Linked DNA regions of Homo sapiens: all the other regions are linked to region 1. The links are chromatin contacts, found by Hi-C in ENCODE. All regions are on one chromosome and are shown on one strand. Each heading gives the region's core, a stretch centred on a gene start or an enhancer-like site at or near the end of the contact. The rest is flanking DNA. Distances are from core to core; before and after follow the strand shown. Region 1 holds the start of SMARCAD1-DT (SMARCAD1 divergent transcript). Region 2 overlaps METAP1 (methionyl aminopeptidase 1). Region 3 holds the start of CCSER1 (coiled-coil serine rich protein 1).

Evidence for each region. Hi-C counts contacts between places; a loop is a spot of excess contacts on that map. Pooled maps may share reads with other maps.
Region 2: a pooled map shows a loop between it and region 1 (4-fold over the local background). The contact joins the enhancer-like site here to the promoter of SMARCAD1-DT in region 1. A Hi-C loop is called at or near these places in 3 of 50 pooled maps.
Region 3: a pooled map shows a loop between it and region 1 (6-fold over the local background). The contact joins the promoter of CCSER1 here to the promoter of SMARCAD1-DT in region 1. A Hi-C loop is called at or near these places in 4 of 50 pooled maps.

The regions. Positions count from the first base shown.
Region 1 is chr4:94,206,032-94,209,497 of GRCh38, reverse strand. SMARCAD1-DT (SMARCAD1 divergent transcript) reads left to right here and starts at 1,942. Exons shown (of 9, transcript NR_125922.1): 1 at 1,942-1,968. SMARCAD1 (SNF2 related chromatin remodeling ATPase with DExD box 1) reads right to left here and starts at 1,633. Exons shown (of 24, transcript NM_020159.5): 1 at 1,428-1,633; 2 at 914-1,152. The coding sequence starts at 1,103. RefSeq lists enhancers at 1,053-1,556, 1,655-2,014.
Region 2 is chr4:99,041,998-99,045,463 of GRCh38, reverse strand. METAP1 (methionyl aminopeptidase 1) reads right to left here. Exons shown (of 11, transcript NM_015143.3): 7 at 2,077-2,215; 8 at 154-285. Among named protein-coding and RNA genes, the nearest start is that of ADH5, 45 kb to the left of the region's middle. Within about 2 kb of position 1,908, at least 4 of the 41 ENCODE cell types and tissues checked have a DNase peak (open chromatin) inside an H3K27ac peak, as active enhancers do.
Region 3 is chr4:90,125,570-90,129,035 of GRCh38, reverse strand. It overlaps CCSER1 (coiled-coil serine rich protein 1), which reads right to left and starts at 1,642. Exons shown (of 11, transcript NM_001145065.2): 1 at 1,205-1,642. RefSeq lists silencers at 525-774, 885-1,084.

The DNA of each region.
Region 1 (3,466 bases), core at 693-3,192:
ATAAAAAAAGATATTACTGAAATAAATATTAAAATATAACTTCCAACATTCCTTTCACCTTTCCTAAGAAACTAACTAATTAGTTTATGCTCAGGAATCATACTGCCAGGACTTGAGTTCAGGCTCTACCAAGTTCCTAATAACCTCTCTGAATCTCATTTCACATTAACCTCTATGTCAGTAATATCTACCTTGTAGGATTATTGTGCAAATTAAATGACAGAAGGTGAAGCACTTATCACTATTCCTATAATACAACAAGAGCTCAAATATATTCCTCTAATAGTTAACTGTTCAATGAACATAGATTCGAGTGGAAATCTTAATTTTTGGCTTATCCTCAAATACTTTTGTCTCTGACAATCTGCTGATGAGGTTAAAAATGTTCATTCACCATGAAGAATACCAATTACTCATTTGCATTCTGAGGACATCCAGGAAGTCAGGTGGATGCAAGAACTTGATGTGATCTGATCTTCCCTTGTGTACAGAGGTTGTCTTTAGGCACCTTGCTCAATGTCTAGCTCACAGTAGATGATCAATATTTTGAGGGAATACTGGAATGAATGAAAATGTCTGCCCAAATAGCCTCAAAGTTTATCATAGGACTGAATCACTGACATCGCTCTTCCAATAGCAACCGTTCTGACCTATGGATGCCCTAAATTCTAATTTCAACTTCCACCATGGGGCCATATTCGAAGAACTCATATAAAAGTGAGGCGACAATGGATGGATGCTCAGTTGAGGGTACATGGTGCTTATGGCAGTCCCAAAGCTGTATTTAAAAGGGCACACCGCAGGACAATGCATCAATATATATGACATCAAGAATAAAAATGAGAATCCCTTCTGCCTTTCATCTTTTAAAAACTGTCCTTGATGTTACATCAATTTTAACATTGTAACTCACCTGTTTTTTCAGTTATATCTGAATCAGGAGTGTTTGCCCTGCTAACTTCCCCTTCAGCATTCTCCTCTTCAGCACTAAGAGAAATTGGTGAAGAAGGGCCAGGCTGGGAAGGTTGAGGGGTTGCTTCGGGCGCTTCCTCAATCTTATTCCTTTTCTCAAAGCGAAAACGGTCCAGGTTGAAAAGATTCATATTGGTAGAAAGCACCACCTTGCAGGGATGGGGGCTTTAAATGAACTATCTGCAGGGGAAAAATAAAGAGAGGAAAAAAGGCCATGAAAACAATATACGATACAATGCCACAGCAGTTTATTCCCAAGGCAATAAAGGGCCCGCAAACATGCCAGTGGCTCAGGACTGTTATGGCTGCGCTTCATTGTTAGGCCGCAACAATTAGAAGGTGGACGGGGGTATCTTTTAAAATTTTCCATTGCTTTTCACTCCCCTTCGTCCGCCTCCCCCGCCCGCCCCTCCTTACTGAAACCACGAGCTGACCCTCATGCAACCTCCTCTTACCCAAGCACGCGCAGGCACGTTCCCCAGTATAACCCCCTAGCGGGCCTCGCGCCCGCCCACAAAGAGAAGCTCCCTGTGCTACCGTGCCCCCTGCCTCGAGAAAGGACCTGCCAGGGCCCGCGCCTCGACACTGCGGGGACACAAAGGGGCCAAAGAAGGGGAGCGGCGGAGGCCGTGCTGGCGGGCATCCGCCCGGAAGTTGACGCGGCGCGATCCCAGCTGAGAGGAAGCTGATAGGATTAAGAACACACAGGAAGGTTCAGAGGTGGAGTGCATGCTAAGGCATCTTTTTAACGTTCAATCGCTCGCTTGTTCTTTCTTCCCTCAGTACTTACGATCTTGTAGCCTCAGTGCTATGTAACAAAGGTTGAAAATAAAAAAAAAATTTCCTAGCGTGGGGCGACGGTAGCCGTGCCGGGACCTTCCAAAACACCACGGAGAAACCTTAAGAGCGCGTAATGATGACGCAACACGCAGCCTAGGCTTTTTCTTCCCAAACAACGCGCGAGCCGACAATGTCGAGGCGCGCGCTGTTGTCATGGTAATTCGTACCCGTCTCCGCCGGCTTGTAAGGGCCAGATTGTTCTGTACCTTTGTCCTGTTAAATTATCTAGAGAGTTATTAAATAGAACAATAGTAAATAGCATAATGACAAAAAATAACAATATATAATACAATTAGTATATATTGTATGTATTATAATCTGTAGTGTTTCACCTATAATATAATGTAGATAGCATAATAGTAATAATACTGTGCTAAGCTTTTTCAGTGTATAATCCCAATCCTTACAAGAAGCCTATGTTTACAAAGCAAAGAAACTGAGACCTGCAAATGTATAGGTAATTAGTGACGGATAAGAACCCCGGGATGCTGAGCTTCAAAGCATTTAAAGTAATTCCTCACTTTCGGCTTGATTGTTCTTAGAATGGAATTTGATTAATTAATTAATTTTTTAAAAATATTTTAATTTTTAATGTTTGCGGGTACATAGTAGGTGTACATATTTATAGGGTACATGAGATATTTTGATACAGGCATGCAATGTGTAATAATCATATCAGGGTAAGTGGGGTATCCATAACAAGCATTTATCCTTTGTGTTTCAAACAATCCAGTTATTTTAGTCATTTAAAAATGTACAATAAGCTGGGAGTGGTGGCTCACGCCTGTAATCCCAGCACTTTGGGGGGCTGAGGCAGGTGAATCACAAGGTCAGGAGTTTGAGACCAGCCTAGCCAACATGGTGAAACTCCGTCTCTGCTAAATATACAAAAAATTAGCCGGGCGTAGTGGCGGGCGCCTGTAATCTCAGCTAATCGGGAGGCTGAGGCAGGAGAATAGCTTGAACCTGGGATGCGGAGGTTGCAGTTAGCCGAGATCACTCCACTGCACTCCACCCTGGGCAACAAAGCAAGACTCTTGTCTCAAAAAAAAAAGTACAATAAATTGTTGTTGACTGTAGTCATGCTATTGTGCTATCAAATACTAGATCTTATTCATTCAAACTGTATTTTCGTACCCATTAACCATGCTCACCGACCACCGGGGTCCTCCCCCGCCCCACACTACCCTTCCCAGCCTCTGGTAGCCATCGTTCTACCGTTTCTCATACGTTCAATTGTTTTAATTTTTTAGCTCCCACAAATATAATAAATGAGAACATACCAAGTTTTTTTTCTGTGCCTGCCTTATTTCCTTTAATATAATGACCTCCAGTTCCATCCATGTTGCAAATGACAGGATCTCATTTTTTTTAATGGCGAAATAATACTCCACTGTGTATATGCACCACATTTTTCTTATTCATTCACCTGTTAATGGACACTTAAGTTGCTTCCAAATCTTGGCTGTTGTGAATAGTGCTGCAACAAACATGAGAATGCAGATATCATTTCGATACACTGATTTCCTTTCTTTTGCATATAATTCACCTATCTTGATGGAAATGTTAGCTTAAGAATATATACTCCTGGCCGGGCGCAGTGGCTCACGCCTGTAATCCCAGCACTTTGGGAGGTGGAGGCGGGCGGATCATG
Region 2 (3,466 bases), core at 659-3,158, 4.8 Mb before region 1:
TCCTTTTACCCATTACTGCTAACAACCAAAGCTAACTCAGGTAGAACAGGGGCAACCTGGAAGGTACAAGGAATGCACAGAACTGCAGCGCCCAGTCATTCTTGGCCCATCAACACACAGGACTGCCAATAGGTGCTCAACACTGAGGCTGACCTGCATCAATGGCTTGCATCAGGCACTCATATGTGGTCTGAACAAGTTTCCGTGCTCCATCATCCACTTCTCCAACAAAAAATGTCTCATTCAGGTCCCCATGATAACCATTGCGATAAAGAGTGATATCCACTGCAAGAGAATGTGCAAATATAAAGACCATACTTATTTTCATTTCAAAATTCAAGTGTTTTTCCAACATGACAGCATCTAGCAACTTAATGAAAAAGACAACTTCTGCATTCTCAAATTAGACACCAATGGATAGATAGTTATTGCCCAACAGAAGCTCCCTGAGATGTAACTGAACTCACTGTGGAGAGCAGGAATATGGCCATGTAACATAAGCCAGATAGTGGGTTTTTATACTCTTATAGTAATTGTATCACTTGTGGCAAAAGAAAAATGTATGTGGGACACAATCATGCAAAATAAATTACCAGAGTTAGTAACATTAAATTGAAAACTTTGCTACATTGCTACAAAATACCATTTTCACTTATCTTTTACAAGTTCCTTACTCCTGCTAGGGAATAACAGAAAAATTTACACTGCTCTACACCTGTTTTTTTAAAACTCATTTGCTTTTCTCTTATTTGTGAATATTCATTCTTCTCTTTGTCCCCATGTTTAAGAATATAGATTACTATTATACTATATATTATATACTATTATACCATTATAATGTATCTAGAGAGCACATTGAGTATTTTTAAACCACATATTTCAATCAACCTGTAACATCACAATATAGATATTTTGGTTCTAGCACAACACATACATTCCTGAAAAACCTCACACATTCTACATATAATAAAAATAACAGGCTTTATATTTGAAAAACAGGGTTGGCCTCAAAACCTATGGAACTTTATGAACAGATACCCTAACTAAAGCAGTAGCAATTCTAATAAAAATAGTGTCATAGTTAAATTTCGGCTATCATTCACAGCTAGCATCACAATCAGTCAATTATCTGCAGCCTCTAACACTTGGGCTCATGCTTCCTCATTTGATAGGTAGTTCCTTTAAGATATCTTATTAACAAAGAGTCTAATTCCATCAATATTAAAATGCCATCTAAGCCAGGCACGGTGGCTCATGCCTGTAATCCCAAGACTTTGGGAGGCCAAGGTGGGCAGATGCTTGAGTCCAGGAGTTTGAGACCAGCCTGGGCAACATGGCAAAACCCCATCTCTACAAAAAATACAAAAACTGAGCTGGGCATGGTAGCAATGAGCCTGCAGTCTCATCTACTTCTGAGGTGGGAGGATCACCTGAGCCAGGGAAGTCAAGACTGCAGTGAGCCATGGTGGCGCCCCTGCACTCGAGCCTGGGTGACAGTGAGACCCTGTCTCCAAAAAATAAAATAATACACAAAACAAAAACAAATGCCATCTAGGAAAGCCTTCATTAATGTCTTTTAAACTACTTCCTCTACTCTCTATACTTGTAACTTCCCAAGGTAGCTTAACATAGGGGTCTTTAAAGCTACTTCCACTCAAGTAAGGCACTTCTGCAAGATTTTCAGCTTTCCTTTAGGTCTTCATATATTATGAAGGGTTTTCCTGTATCTATAACAAAGCCTGCCCTGGTCTCTTCAAAACCATTAGTGAACTTCTGGGGGAAAAAAACTAGACTCCACATTTCACTGACATCTTTGACCTATTTACCAATCACATATGAGATAAGCATTAAAGAAATACACTGCACCAAACACATCACACCGGAAGTATCTTAAAAGCAACATGCACAAAACCGTTAAGAGAGCTTCCTGTAGATTTAAGAGTTAGTGATACTGAATTTTAAAAAGGAAAAAGTTTAAGTACAGGAAGCAAGTCAAGAAAACACAAGTCACTGTCAGATTCCCCAAGCTTTGTTGTTTCTTTGCCCATGGTGATGAAAGTAACATATTTTTCTTACCATTAACAATGTCACCTTCTTGTAAGGGCCTTCTGTCTGGTATTCCATGGCAAATGACTTCATTCACTGAGGTACAACAAGACTTTGGGAAATTATAATAATTCAGGGGAGAAGGGTAGCAATTTCTTGCAATACATGCCTATAATACAGAAAAAATAATTTGGAATATATAAAAGAAAAAATCTGTATGAAATTACAGATTTTAAAATTTGAAAAATGTGAAAACAGTTGGACACATGCTACTATGAAGAACTCAGTATTTTATTTTAGTAACAGTACTGGATATTATCTTAAACAATATACAACAGGGTTTGTGCCAGTCAGGTACACATACACAAACCAGTTTACTGGTAACTGCACAAAGGAAAAGTAAAATGACATACAGGTTAAGTATTCCTAATCCAAAAATCTGAAATCCTCCAAAATCTGAAACTTTCTGAACACCGACAGGACACTCAAAGAAATGCCCATTGGAGCATTTAGAATTTCAAATTTGAAATTACAGACACTTAACCAGTTACGTATAATACAAATATTCCAAAATCCAAAAAAATTCAAAATTCAGAACACTTCTGGTCCAAAGCATTTCAGATAAGGGATACTCAACCTCTATAACAAATATATATATAAATATTACCACATATGAAGATTTTACTTTAGAATTAACTAGTCCTTATGAAAAATGTTAAAGTAAAAATAAAATATTTGAAGTAAATATTAACAAGCATTTTTGATGTAATTATAATTCTTATGTTGAAACAAGCCTATATCACTATGCCCCAAAAATGACTACTAGTATAATTAAGAAACGGTAAAGTACTTCCAGATATTTTAATAACCACATTCAGTGGAACAACAAAAGAACTCCTAACAGAAAAACATGGTCTGCTCTCCATAACAAGTCTTACTTTACTGGATGCTTTTACACAGTGGTAATCACAGTATACGTAATTTCTGTTTCCAACCTGCTCTAGTCTTCAGGCTAATATTTTTTAATGGTTGCACAATATACCATTTGCAGAATATGCAGAATATACCATGATTTTACTAGCAATTCCATTCTTACTGAAAATCTAAATTAATATGAAGTTTCCTCAATTACAAAAAAAAAAAAAATCTTACAACCAATAACTACATTTGTGGCTTTTCCCTCATTTAGGAATATACTTCTCTACTTCTCATAGCATTACAAATAATAGTTCAGAGCATACAGAATTAGACTTTCTAGATTGAAAATGCCAATTCCATCACTTACAAGTTGTGTAACTTTTACCAATTTAATTAATTAACCTCTCTCTTCCTCAGTTTCCTTACCTATAAAACGGAGATTACAATAGTACCTACCCTCAAGAGGTTGTTGGTAAGATTAATGAGTTAATGTAAAAGAAGC
Region 3 (3,466 bases), core at 393-2,892, 4.1 Mb after region 1:
GACTGCCTGAAAAGGTAAGAGGGGTGGAGAAGAGGACATAAAAACATTAAAGGGCAAAGAATCTGTAACTTCTAAGAAGTATTTTTTTCTACCTGTAAAAATATGAGTTTTTTTTTTACTTCATTTCATATTCCATGTCCCACGAGAGGAAGGGGAAGCATAATTGCTTCTAATTCTGAGGCAGGGAGAGGAGAGAGAGAGAGAGAGAAAGAGAGCAGTTCAGGATACACTAAAAGGAAACCCCAAGAAATTTCACAACTCTTTGCCATAAATAGCCTTTCTTCTCACTCTGGATACCTCCTCCTTTACATCAGCAAGGCTCAGCCTCCACGCACGCAGAAGCACCATTCACAAATCCCTCCGTCACCCTTACCCCTTGCTGGCACCGTGTGTACGAGTCCCTGGGACACAAGCCAAAAGTCGAAGGGGCCAGGGGGCCACATGCGGTTTCAGCTTACGGCTGACTTTCTGCTCAGGTGAACCAACCCACTGGTTAGTCCAGAGCGCGCGCGCGCGCGCACACACACACACACACACACACGCACACAACCTGGGGCCCTTGACGCTCCACCACAAAGCAAGTGGTTCAATCTAAGTCGCTGCCGTTACTGCTGCCTCTGGGCAGGGTCTTGCTTCCAATCCAGGAAACTGGCGCCAGAGGACAAGCAGGCGGAGGCAAGAGGTGGTCCCGGCCCCGCACTGCGGTTCCTCCGGGAGCCCCTGGCTCCCCGCCCCCTCCTCCCCTTCCCCCTCTTCGCCGCCGTCCCCGCCTCAGCACCCGCAGCCCGGGGCGCCAGCGCTGACCGGTCGCCTCTACCTGCGGGACGCGAGTGGCGAGGAAGGGGAGCGACCCGAAGCCTGCGCCAACTCTCGCCGCCTTGGCCAGCGCTCCGCATCGCCCTGGAGCGGCCGCCGCGGCCGCAGGCAGCAAACCACGCAGCAGCGTGGAGGAAATGGCCACGCGGCGCACTGGGAGTCGCGGGCCGGTGGTGAGCGAGCCCGCCCGCCTCCTTCCCACCCCGCCCGCAAGGCCAGGTCTCTGCGCCGAGCACGCCGGGCCTGGGCGCGCGCTGCTCGCAGGCGGCCCCGACACGGCGCGGTCACCTGCCGAGCGGTCATCCCCGCGTCCGCCTGCGGCCGGCCCCGCAAAGCGGCGACGCGACGCGCGACCCGCTGAGCGCTGAGGCACCAGGGGCGTTACTACCTTGAGGGCTCCGTGCGCTTGTTAAGGCTCCTCCCGGGCACTCAGGGATTTATGTCTTCGGGGCACGGGGGTGTCCTTCCTGGTCCCCCTCCTCTGCCCTCCCTCCCCTTCTCGGCTGTTGGGCTCCTCTCCACTCCCAGTTGCACAGAGTCCAGCTGCGTTATTTAATAATCCTCCTGCTCCTCCTGCCTGCGCCAGCGGAGCTGCTCTGCCCGAGCCACCGCTTCCCAGTCAGTCATGTTGAGACAGAGAGAGAGAGAGAGGAGAGGCGGATTGGCAGTAGGTCGGCGACTATTTGTGGTGAGGGAGAGAAGAGCAGAGCAAGAGGAGGGCAGGGGAGGGACGTGGGGAGGCGCTTCCAAGTGTGTGAGTGCGCGGAGTGTGACTGTGTGGGGAGCGCGAGATCCACCTCCCCGGCAGGCCGCGCTCCGGGGCTGTGAGGAGGGCGGGCCCAAGCGCGGCCTTTATACAAGGAGGAGTGTGGTGGGCTGGGCGGGGCGGCTTGGAGGGCGGTGCCCGGCCCACTGCGTCCGCCGGATTCCACGCACGCATCCTCTGGCATCGACGCGCGCACACCCACTGCTGGCCCGCTGCTGAGTTTTCATTTTAGGGGAAGCAGTATCCCACCGTGCTGACCTGGCCTTTTCCCCCAGTCCATCCTAGTGCTTATGTGGAGTTCAAGTGCATAGGCAGGTCAAGACTAAAGAATAGGGGAAGTCTGAAGAGACGTGAAGTGACTGCGGGGATGCTGGAAATAAATGCACTGTATTTCTCCTCTCCAAGGTTCCGATGTTATCTTTTTTCTCTTCCTCCTGTAAGGGAAGGAATTACCAGATTCTTTCGCCGCTTTTCCTTCTCACCCACACAATTCACATCCTGACAAGTGTCTTCATTCCTCAGTAACAAGAAAAGAAACCTAGCTTCTTTCCTTTAAGCAGGTCACACCTCCCAGGAACCATTTGCAGCAATCAATTCTGTAAGATAATGCAAGCACTGCGACTGTGTCCGAGAGTGGAACTTGTGTTCCTACAAGGAAGGCCCTACACAATACAGGCATTACAAGAGAATCAGCTCAATTTGACATCATTTGACTGATGGTCCCCTGGAGAAAATTTGCCAGTTTAGAAATCGAAAAGACTTTTGATGCATGGTTCTGTTGCCTACATAATTTATTTTCCCCTGATCCTCTCTCCCCTTGCACTGCCTCATTTCCTTTCAGGTTTACACTAAGTACTGAACTCTTTCCCATCCATCCCCTTCTTTATCTCCACTCCAGTATATTTATGCCTTTAGCAGGCAATACAGCAAATGTAGTGCATTTAATTCTGTGTGTGTGTGTGTGTGTGTGTGCGCGCGCGCATCTGTTTTTAACCCATTCTGGTAGAATGTAGGACCATTTCTAGGTAGAAAATGCATCCCCAATATTAAGTTTGTACGCCTAACATCACCTCCCTTACCTTCTGCCCAGATTACAAGATGTTGTGATCAGGTGCACTGAGGTATTGAGAAAAACTTCCAGAAATCAAGTGATCTACAGTTTTTTCAAGGTGTGTTTGTGTGTGCGCGTGCGCGTGCGCACGCTCTGTGTAATCTAACTGGCTATGATCTAACTTCTGAAATGTGGTTATATTGGGAATAAAAGCAAGATGTATTTTTTAAATGAATCTGAGTGGTCAATGTATATTACAGCATGGGGACAACTCTGCTTTTGGGAGACAATTATAGGAAACATTTTTCATAAATTAGACAAAAGGAAGATAAGATTTAGGAGGCTACGGAGGAGGCGGCAAGGTTGACAATTCAGTTGTCCTATCTTCTTCCATGGCTTGTGACCATCGTACATCTTTAGGGTTTTGTCATATGCTGGCACCTTATATATTCTCCACATATTTTACCCTTTCACATTGATGTTCCTGTCTCGTAATTCTTCAATCTCTCATACAGAGTTTAGCAAACATTAAAAATGATTTAAGCATGTGATCAAGACCTAACAAAGAAGTGATATTAAGGAGTGTGATAAAAACAAAGTGATATTGGAAAGGACAGCAAGTTGGGACAGGTGCGTGAATATATCAATAATATAAGTATATAGGCCATTAAAGCTTCTTTGATTAAGCACTGGAAAAATGAATGGACTAACAAAGCATATTGGGATTGATAGTGTGCCCTATGGGACAGCTATTATTATTTCCTCAATTTTACAGACCAAGAAAGTTAAATTTTGAAAGTGTGTGTAGATAACCTAAGATCATACAAAGAATA